Regions from separate parts of the Homo sapiens genome. Here region 1 is linked to region 2. The links are chromatin contacts, found by Hi-C or POLR2A ChIA-PET in ENCODE. All regions are on one chromosome and are shown on one strand. The core of a region is the stretch at or near the end of the contact, and the rest is flanking DNA. Distances in the headings are between cores, read along the strand shown. Region 1 has its middle 27 kb from the start of FGF1. Region 2 holds the start of SPRY4-AS1 (SPRY4 antisense RNA 1).

Region 1 (5,354 bases), core at 1,151-3,650, 390 kb before region 2:
TTCAATCACACTCTCCCGCTTTTTGGTTTATCTCACAATATCTAGGAGTATTCATCTCCATTCAGAGATTCTGCCTTTTCATTAGCCCTATGTGATGTTTCTCCCTGTCGTTCCTCATGTTATCCTTAGCAAATGTTTCTGATCACTTAGGGAACCAATTATTCTCTAGAAAATTTGCAGTAAACCCTTTAGTCTTACCACATTTGTTCACTCAAATTTTACAGGTATGAAAATCAAGATAGACTTAATTACTAAGGTCAACCTTTAAGTATTATGCCAATAAAAAGTAGTCACGAGTTAACCCTTATGAAATGCTTCCTGTGAGCCATGCCCTGTGCTCAGCTCTTGACATGCATTATTTATTTATCCTAATAGGCCTATGAGGTAGGTGCTGGGGCGATCGTCATGTTAGAGGCAGGGTAAGAAGGTGCAGAGAACTTAAGTAACTTGCCCAAAGTCACCCAGCTAGCAACTGGCAGAGCTGGGGGTCATATCAAGCTGTGGATGATGATACAGTTGGTCCCCTAACCTCTATACTCCATTGCCAGGAAAGATGATTTACAAAAGTTCTTGTTAGGCCTTCTTTTGATGAGGAAGTATATATATGTGTGTGTGTGTGTATATATATATGTATATATTTATGTGTATATATATATATACACACACACACATATATATGTGTATATATGTATACACATATATGTATACACATATATGTATACATATATATGTGTGTGTGTGTATATATATACACATATATATACACATATATATATATATCTTCTGGTATTCTAGGAACTGTCTCTGAAGCAAGGTGCCAGGACTTCTCAGGATGCAGGGCTTTTGACTTGAACAGGGGGCTGACTTCCCATCAGAAGCTTGAACCAAGATGTCACATCAGAAACCCTCAGAATCCAGTGCCAGGAGAGCACCGGGTTCAAGAGTGAATGGGAGTGGGGATATGGAAGTGGCAAGTGAAAATGATTCCTTCAAGAAGACAGGCTACAGGCCACAGCAGGAGAGAGACAGGAAGGATGGGAACTGAAGGGAGGCAGGGCTTAAGGGAGGGTTGTGCTTTCTCTGTGTTAATTTGTTTTGTTAACTTCTTGAGCATATTGCAATGCTGATGGGGGAAAAACTAAGAGCTGAAGGCACAGGAAAGCATAGAGGGGCGGATAGAAGCTGAATCAGCAAGGACCCCCAAAGAATCCGCTCATGAAGATATTTGAAGCTCATGTCAGGAGAAATGTTCGCCGGGTCTGACACCAAAGCCTGCTCGTGTCTGCATCACTCTCTGGCTTCCCACTGTCACTGCCTAACAATCTACGGCTATCAAAGATTCCGAGAGCCAAGTGGCTTGGAAGTTGTTTGAGTCAGAAACATTTTCCCTCCACTGGGCACAACTTCTTATCCTTTTCAGTGAGGAAATACAAAATGCATGATATCAGAACATATATCCTAGGGCAGCCCCCTATGTAGGTGATATGGTTTGGTGCAAGGGACATTAAATCTGTTTCTTCCTAAAATAGTTCCCATCAGCTTTCTTCGGACCTTGAACTATTCCATTGGGATTACCTTCCTAAAGAGTCCTGTTAAAATACCAACAGGTCAAAACAATCTCGAAAAGGACACCCATGCTCATTGCAACATTATTCACAATGGCCAAAAAGGTGAAAGCAATCCTGGTGGCCATTGACAGATGAATGGACAAATAAAATGTGGTATATACATACAGTGGAATATTATTCACCCCTAAAAGGAAGGCAATTCTGACACACACTACAACATGGGTAAACCTTGAGGACACTATGCTAAGTGAACCAAGCCAGCCACAGAAGGACAAATACAATATGATCCCATTTATAAGAGGTACATAGAGTAGTCAAATTCAGAGGCAGAAAGCAGAATGGTGGCTTCCAGGTCTGGGGGAAGAGGAATGGGGAGTTTTTGTCTAATGAGTGTGGAGTTTAAGCCTGGGAGGATGAAAAGAGCCCCGGAAATGGATGGTGGGGATGGTTGCACAAGAATGTGAATGCACTTAACACCACTAAACTAACTGTACATTTAAAATGGAAAATTTTATGTTATGTGTATTTTTCTGCAATTAAACAAAACACCGGGTGATTTAAAGGGGCTGCCTGATCAATAGCCAAACTATTATTAGTTTGACTCAGCTTTGATTTCCTGTTAAGGCCACTTTGCCCAGAGCAGGACTTTAAGGAGCCAGAGCAGCGAGGAGCCGGAGATGGAGAGGTGACAGGCGTGAGGACAGTAATTCACTGGGCGCTGGAATGCGTTTTGACAAAGGCCAGGTGTCGGTTCCCGTCCTGACCTGCAGGGGGCACTCTGGTGGGTCCTGGGAAACAGGAGGAGAACGGGAAGCCTAGAAAGCCCTGGGAGCTCCTTGAGCGACAGGGAAGCCTCTGTCTACCACTTTTACTGAGGCCGCCGGCAGTCAGGATACTACACAGTGGTTATTCTTAGGCCCCTAGAGTCAGCAAAGCCTCTTGTTTGGAAAACCTCCTGGGTCTCCCCTCGCAGGCTGTGTAAGGGGCGCCCCGCTCGCCCCGCGTCTCCGTGTCCGGGGTGGGTGTGAGGACGGCAGGGCCGCGCCCCCTGCTGGCCGCTCGCTCAGCTGCGCTGTCGCCTCCTCTGCCATCAGCCCGTGGGAAAGAAAGCCATTTTGGTCACAGGAAGCAACGTTTTCAACTTCTCTCATTAATGAGAAAGACAGAATTGTGATACTCTAATGGGAATACTCGAGGAAGGAATAAATTAAATTTCCATGCAGCTCCGGCTCGAGTCCCAAGCTGAACAGATGCTGTTTTTATCAAATACTTTCTATTCTGTGACGTGCTCTGCCAACTTTCTATTATTAGACAAATCAGGAAAAGTCTGATTTCTCTCCCTTCTGGCTTCTCCTTCCCGCTTTTGTGGGAGGGTGGTGGTTTGGGTGGAGACTCTGTCCTGTCCATAGAAGGTAAATGACAAGGAAATGGCAGCCACCTGAAAACTTGCCTTGATGCCAGCATGTCCCAGAAATGTCCTTTAAAATGACATCTCATCCAGGCGTCACCCCATCCCAGATGGCATAGCTGATGGGACAGGAAAAAATACATATTTTAGAGTATTTACAGCATCATTTTCCCCTGCCCCCACTTCCTTCCTGTGAAGGAGGAATTAGTCTTCACTAGCCAAGTTCTGGAGTATTTCTTTTTCTTTTTTCTTTTTTTTTCTTTTAATTGAGATAGTGTCTTGTTGTGTTGCCTAGGCTGGAGTGCAGTGGCACCAACATCACTAACTACAGCCTTGAACTCTTGGGCTCAAGCGATCCTCCTGCCTCAGCCTTCCAAAGTTCTGGGATTACAGGCGTGAGCCATTGCACCTGGCCCTGGAGTATTTCTTGTGCATAATAAGGGAAAATTTGGGAAAGGATTCTGAATTGTGCAGTACCATGGGTAGGATGGGTTGATGGGTCTACCTAAGAGAAGGCAGGGAGTTACATACTAACGAAAGCAGAATGGATCAGAAGGCGAGAGAAAGAATAAGAGAAACAAGCCAGGGATGAGCTGGGTTTGGGAGAATTCAAGAGATAAATTAAGGAGGACTGAAGTAGCTGCTGGGCTGTTGATATGGTTTGGCTGTGTCCCCACCCAAATCTCATCTTGAATTGTAGTTCCTATAATCCCCACGTGTTGTGGGAGGGACCCAGTGGTAGGCAATTGAATCATGGGGGCGGTTACTCTTTTCTATGAGGGAGATGCACAAAGGGAAAAGAAAAGACACACATGCAATACCTTCAAGGGTAAACAACCTTTATCCCATGTAAATGGCAATGCAGATATAATAAGCAAATGATACAAGCAAATTGCAATGGGAAGGGGAAAAGGGAGAAGATATATATATATAGCCTGGACTACTGGGAGGCTAGAAGTTAATGGCAAGGGCATGCCAACTTTCACCCCACTTCTCCCATCAATATAGACTATATATATATACACACACACTCACCAGACGATGGAGGATTCATCACCAGACCAGAAGCAACAGCCTGGGCTCCAGAGTCGGCCACTACACTTACCAGACTATAGAGGATTCATCACCAGACAGGGAAGCAACAGCCTGGGCTCCAGAGTTGACCGCTCATCCATGCACAGATGAGGAGAGGTCTCATGAAGCTTTGGCGTGGTATGGGACCCTAGTTCTTTTTGTAACGACTTATTTGGCATGAGGCCCAGTCACGAGGGCCCTTCATGACTGGACTCAAGGAACACAAAAAGGTCAACTTGTTTTTATGATTGTTTGTTGTTTTTCAATAACTAACATACAGGAACAGATTTCTCCAAAACCGTCTGGATGAACGCCTCAAGGGGCTCATGCAACCTGTTCTGGGACTTGGTGACCATTGTTTGTGTCCACATTCAATTGAGTTCAAATTTAAGATTTAACTTTTCCTCCACATATCCCCATGCTCTTCTTGAGTTCTCATGAGACCTGATGGGTTTATGAAAGGCTTTTCCCCTTTGCTTGGCACTTCTCCTTCCTGCCGCTATGTGAAGAAGGATGTGGTTGCTTCCCCTTCCGCCTGAGGCCTTCCCACCCCTGTGGAACTGTGAGTCAATTAAAACCTCTTTCTTTTATAAATTACCCAGTCTCAGGCAGTCCTTCATAGCAGTGTGAGAACGGACTAACACAGATGTCATGAGGAGGACTTGAGAAAGAGACAAGAGAAGAGGATTCTTCAGAAATGTTGGTGTTATGAATGGAACCCAAACCCCACCCTTTGGCATCTTTAAGAGATTTCAGTAAAGACATAAATTGATTTAAAAACTGTGTTTTGGTCAAGCATAGCGGCTCACTTCTATAATCCTAGTACTTTCAGAGGCCAAGGTGGAAAGATTGCTTGAGGCCAGGAGTTTAAGACCAGCCTGGGCAACATAGCAAGACTCTGTCTCTCAAAAACAAATTAAAATTAGCCTTATGTGGTGGCATACACCTGTAGTCCCAGCTACTCAGGAGGCTGAGGTGAGAGGATCACTTGAGCACAGCAGTTCGTGGCCTCAGTGAACTATGATTGTGCCACTGCACTCCATCCTGAGTAATGCAGCAAGACACCCAACTCATAAATAAATAAATAAGATAAAAACTCTGTTTTGTATGATGGTCTGGTGTTTATTCAAGGCAGCCTGGACTACTGGGAGGCTAGAAGTTAATGGCAAGGGAATGCCAAGTTTCACCCCACTTCTCTCATCAATATAGACTATAGTCCAGATATTTTAAATTAGTATCCTATAGGGTAGCTGGGTGTGGACCCCAGATGCATTTTATTTGGCTAGTTGAGATTTAAGTTTTTT
Region 2 (5,520 bases), core at 1,931-4,430:
CCGCACCCAGCCAAAGACCCAGCTTTTTGAAACAATTTTACATATGAAAACATGCTGCACATACAACTGGCATACAGTAAGTGCTCCAGAAGTGACTGTCATTGAATTGGAATTCCTGCCTCTCCTCAATCCCACTAACTCCAGGTCCTAGCAAGCCTAGGAGATTAATAAAAGAACAAAGCTCAAAACTGAACCTACTCTACTCCCCTGGCCACAATCTGGTGGGAGTGACGCTGTTTTTATTGGAATCAGGGTAAAAGATTGTCATTAGCCCTGGCAGGAATGCAAGGTTGTTAGGATGTGCCTCTAGCAGGAAAGTTATACCTGGGGAAGACATCGAGTAGCTTTGGAATGAACAGAGTCAGATGAAGCAGAAAAACAAATCCAGCACAGACCTACCGGCCACCCAATCCTAAAGAAGGAACATGATGTCTTCACCCTGCAATGGAGCAAATGCTCTGCATTCCCCAACCACCTTTCGTTCTGTCCCCTCACCCCCTAAACTGTGGCCCCAGGGCTGCTGGAGAGGTTTAAAACACAAATCAGAATGTGTCAGACCTTGCTTAAAATCCTTAATGGGATGACATCTGAATTCCTCACCAGGCTCACTTCAAACTTGCTCATAAAGCTGTGGCCACAGAGGCCTTCTGTCAGTGCCTCTAATATGCCAGGCTTTTCCCACACACGGCCTCCACCCATGCTCCCTCTGCCTGAGATGTTTCTCCAGTCCTCCCTCAGATTCACTTCTCAGTCTTTGGGTCTCAACTCACAACTAGAAGCCGCCCTCTCAGAGACATTCCCTGATGACCAAATCAGAATCAGCTCCTTCCACCATCCCCCACCTCCCCGGCAAGCAACATACCCCAGAGAAAGCTCATTTCCCTCCTAGCACTTAGAACCTCATGTTGCAGCCTGTCTGTCTGTCTTTTCAAAAGACTGTGAGCTTCACAAGGGCAGGGAGGGCTGTCTGTCCCTCACCACTGAGTCTCCAGAGTCAGGGCAGGCCCCACTACAGAATCGATCAATGAATGAGTGAATGAGTGAATGAATGAATGAATGAATGAATGAATTTTTCATAACTGCTGCTCCAAACCATTCCTCAGCTTAGGTTCCAAGCACAACCAGAATATGACCTCCAGAGCCCTTCTAGACGCTCTGAATCTCGCTGTACTTAAGCATCAGAGGCCCCTCCCAGCTCAAGACTGGGAGCTCCTCCTTCTCCCCACCACAGGCTGGGGTCTCCTCGCATTCTCTTTCAGGGAAGCTGAGAAAGACTATGAAATGTAATCCTGTCTGTCTCCTGAGTTTCTCTAATAAAGAAAACAGGATAGCAACCCCCCTCCCCGCGGCTCCTCCAATCCTCCTTTTCTGCCATAGATTTAAGATTTATTTATTCCCATCCTTCTGACTGTTTCAGCAAGGGCCATGGGTGAGCACCAGCTGGAAAATTACTGCTTCAACTTTCATTGTTTAAAATGCTTAAATGACATGCGAGAAACAGGTTTTTAGGTCTGTGATGCTGAGAAGGGTTGGTAGCAAAGTAAAGCCAGGTTGCAAAGACCTAGAAAATAAGTGCTACAATTTACCAGCTCTTCCATATACCCGGTGCAGGACCCTTGGCCTCAGTTTCTACAGCTGACAGAGAGGGCGATACTGAACTTCAACAGCCTTAAAAGGAAGTCCTGGACAACTGTACCCATTTTTCTGGCGAAGAGTTCTCTTGGTCTTAGAGAAAGGTCTCGCCCCTGAAAGGAAGGCTGAGGTTCCCTAGGGGAGAGTCTGCTCTGCCCTCAGGAGCTGGGTAAGTACACGGAGGGGTGAGCCGAATGGTGAGAAGGCATTTTAGGCTAGGACTCGGTGACCTTGGGCTGCCTGCCTCTAGAGTCCCAGCCCCAGCCCTAGGCCAGACCTCAGCCCTGGGCTGGGAGCCTTTCATTGGTTCCTCTGACAACAGCCAAGCACAATCCTATAGTGGCGTAGGAAGAAAAAGACTGCCACACAATCTCCCCGTGCGGCCAGAACAGCGGCAAGACAGACCTTACAAGGGACTCAGGGCCAAGCCCTGGCCCAGACTCTGCTCTTATCCACGCATCAAAGCCACCCCCCGCCCCGGACTTCCCGGAGGCTACAGGCTCCTCCGTTCCAGGGAGGAGCAGGGCCTGCTGCGAGGGCTCCCCGCCTTCCTGGAGTCAGGCCTAATGGCGGGGGCTTTTCTTTTCACCGGCTTGAGCTGATCCTCACCCCCGCCCCCCAACGCCACCATCATTAACAGCGAAGAAAGGATCCCCAGCCATTTCCATTTCCTCTGCGGCTCAAGAGCCCCGTTGTTATTTAATCCTGAGGCCACCCCGGCAGCATCCTCGGCGCAGCCGGCTCCACCCATCCACCTGGCCAGTTCTCGGCCGCTCCCACTTCCCCGGAGGGGAGGCCGGTGAGAGGTGGGGGATATTGGGGAAAGGCGCCTACAACAGCGAAGGGCCGTGGGCCTTCGGTGGACCGAGGCTCCTCAGGCCAGCGTCCTGTGAGGGCTGGGAAACCGACTGGGACAGAGAAAGGACACCTAGCTAGGGCGACAGAGAGCGGGCAGACGCCCGGGCACTGCGGACATTGCACTGGGGCGGGGGGCGGGGGGAACGCTGGGAGGCGAGGGCCAGGCTTCCTCTGGCTGAGTTGCCAGAATCGCCCCGGGGGGTACTGGAGCCGGAAGAGGCCTGGGCCCAGTCACTGTCTACACCCAAGAAATGGGGGGAGGGGCGGCCAGCACTCACGAGAGATTCAGCCTCAGGAAAAAGAACCAGATTCACTCACCAATCCTCACCCCACCCTTTGATATGAATGATGGACATTTTCCTAATTTTTGGTAAACGCAGCTTCAAGACCCCTCCCGCCTGGCGTCTCTGGTCTAGAGCAAGAGAAGGCCCCCAGTAGGGGTCCTCCCGCCCCCCCTTTTGACTGCCTGCGGGGGGCAGAGATCCCCAGATCTAGGTGTGCCCTCCACCACCCTGCTCTCAACCCGGGATCCGGAGGCCGCAGCGTCCCCCACCCCCCAGCGACACTGACGGTTCCTGCCCAGGCCCGCAGTGGCGTGAAGGTGGCCTTTACCTCCTCTCGCAGGCTGGGAGGGGGTGCAGCCCGCGCAGCTGGCCCAGCTGCAGCAGTCGCCGCCGCCCTCCATTCATTAAAAAAAAAAAAAAAAAGGCAACAACAGCCTCCACTGGAACCTCCACCCCTCTTTGTAAAAGAACGACGGCTCCTGGTGGAGCTTGAGCCAGTCCCAGCAATCACGGGTTAAGATCTTTTCCCGCCCCCCATTCATAAAAAAAGGAGCGGAGCGCATGCGCGCTCAGGGTCTGTTGTGCCCACCCATTCATAGAATCGCGAACGGCACGCGTGCGCACTGGCGCTCCCTTCCCTCCCATTCATAAAAAAGCCATTTTCCCAGGCAGTGGTTGCAACATCGCCGCGGAGGTAGCGAGCTGAGCTGACAGCGCGGAGCTGGCGCTGTGGAGCGCAGGGAGCCTTGCCGGTTCCTCCGACCGGCGTCTGCGAGTACAGCGGCGGCTAACCTGCCCCGGCTTCAGGATTTACACAGACGTGGGGCGATGCTTGTGACCCTGCAGCTCCTCAAAGTAAGTCCATGGCTGGTTTGGAGATCTGAAACTGCCCCTCTCTGAGCCGCGACGCGACTCCCCCCTTGGGCTGGGGCAAATGGTGCGCTATTTCTAGGCGCGCCTCAGTGTTCCTTCCCTCAGCCTGCGCCTCCTTGAGTCGCTGCGGTGCGCCGCAGCTCCCTGACGCCCTCGGCCCGGCCGGCACGGCGCCGGGGGTGTTCACAGCCTGGCACCGCCGTTTCCGACCCCTGGGCATTGCCAAGCCCGGCTTCCCCGCCCTCTGAGACTCGGGAAGCCCCGTGCGTGTCCCGGGAGTTTGCCTCTGGCCTGGCCTCTTTCCTTCTCCTGCCACCATCCGCCTCGAACGCTGGAACGGGCGTCTCTGGGCTTGGTCAGGAGCCACCGTTTGGGTCGGGGGGCGCCCTCGCTCTGGGCGGCTCGCCCACCTCCCAGCTCGGTGCCCACGGTGCCAGCTTTGCCGTGTATCTCCCAGCCCGCCGTAGCGGCCTATGCTCGACGTAGATTTTTTCTTTCTCTTCGGAGCCGTGACGGACTGAATTCCCTCCCCTTCTGCCTCTCCCTCGATGGTCAGCGAGGGGCTGGCTCAGGACTGGGCATTCCTACTCCCTCTCCTTGGCGAGGCGGTTCCTCGCCGTCTGACCTTTGCTCCGCTGCCGCATTTTATGCTATGCAACTGCCTTGCAGTTGACTTTTTCTTGCCTGGCCTCTGTAAGGCCTGAGGCTCCTCGGCCACCCTGTACCTCCCTATCCTCGGGCACCGAGCTGTGCCAGGCCCCGGAGCCCCCAGGCCGCGCTAGGGCTGCGGTGGGGGTTGAAGGTGCGTTTACATAACACCAGGCGTGTGGGAGCTGGAGGAAGAGGTTGCGAATGTAGGAGAGATAAGGCTCCTGCTTTCCCTCCTTCCTTCTTGGTGGTACCAGGCTTGACATCACAGAGAAGAGGATAGAGACGGTATGTTCTGACAAATTCTGAATCGCCAAGACCCCGGGGACAGTGAGCTGGGTGAGGGCGGGTTTGGCTAGCCAGGGCAGCTAGAGCTTGGCTCCATCACTGGGTCCAGGGCTGTGCCCAGTTCCCCCTCCATGCAGACGATCAAAAAGCATTTAGACAGTAGCTGCTCTTGTGCAAGAAGACGGTTTCTCAATTCTCCTTGATTGGGGGCAGGGGGTTGTGGGCAGGAGAGGCAGGGGAGACAGAAAATGGTTGCGTGGCTTATAGGGCTGAAGGATGGGCAAGAGAGGCGAAATGGGCTGGAGGGGCTAGATGGTAGGCAGAGTAGGGAGCTGCTGGCTGCCTCTTTCACCAGCTGCTGGAGGGGCATCCATATTGCCAAGGCCTCTGTGAGGGCAGGAGGCCGCCTTCTGGCGCAGCAAGGCTTCCGTACCCCCCAGCGCGGTTAGTGCTGGAAAGAAGAGTGTACAGTGGGGTGCCCAAACCTAGTGGCATCCCCTTCTTTCCTGCCTCCAAATCAGTGGCGTGATTCTCTCCAGTTTTGGGAGAGGCCAGACACACTGGAGGCCAAAGAACTTGCAGAGGGGCGGGAGCAAGCACTCGTCTGTGTCTGTAGCTGACCGAGGCACTAACCTCCCTGACAAGTCTCTCGGGATTCAAAGCTGGAAGGTATAAGGCTCAGAGAAGTTGGGAACTGCGGGTTTATCAATCTCTTAATGAGCTCAGTCTGGCCTGAGGCCCTACCCAATATTGCACTGGTGGATTTCACAATGTTTGGAGTTCTCCAGATCTTCACACAAATGGAGCATAAACATCTCTGAAATTTTCAGCCTTTTTTTTTTTTTTTTTAGGGCGGGTGTCAGGAGAGCTAGGAGAGGCAGGGCTGCAGTTAAAGATTTCTCTTTCTCTCTCCCTCTCTGTCTCCCAGAAGGGTGGG

What was found. Hi-C counts contacts between places; a loop is a spot of excess contacts on that map. ChIA-PET counts read pairs that join two places held with the same protein, here RNA polymerase II (POLR2A). Pooled maps may share reads with other maps.
Region 1: a pooled map shows a loop between it and region 2 (2.7-fold over the local background). The contact joins the enhancer-like site here to the promoter of SPRY4-AS1 in region 2. A Hi-C loop is called at or near these places in 1 of 168 maps with a recorded cell type or tissue (cardiac septum) and 3 of 50 pooled maps. POLR2A ChIA-PET finds 5 or more read pairs at or near these places in 3 of 52 experiments (BJ, H1 and IMR-90).

What each region holds. Positions count from the first base shown.
Region 1 is chr5:142,710,542-142,715,895 of GRCh38, reverse strand. No RefSeq gene overlaps it. Among named protein-coding and RNA genes, the nearest start is that of FGF1, 27 kb to the right of the region's middle. RefSeq lists a silencer at 2,495-2,694. Within about 2 kb of position 2,400, at least 36 of the 41 ENCODE cell types and tissues checked have a DNase peak (open chromatin) inside an H3K27ac peak, as active enhancers do.
Region 2 is chr5:142,322,953-142,328,472 of GRCh38, reverse strand. It overlaps SPRY4-AS1 (SPRY4 antisense RNA 1), which reads right to left and starts at 3,180. Exons shown (of 4, transcript NR_120664.1): 1 at 3,103-3,180. It overlaps SPRY4 (sprouty RTK signaling antagonist 4), which reads left to right and starts at 3,452. Exons shown (of 2, transcript NM_001127496.3): 1 at 3,452-3,629. RefSeq lists enhancers at 3,986-4,045, 3,527-4,489, 4,490-5,454.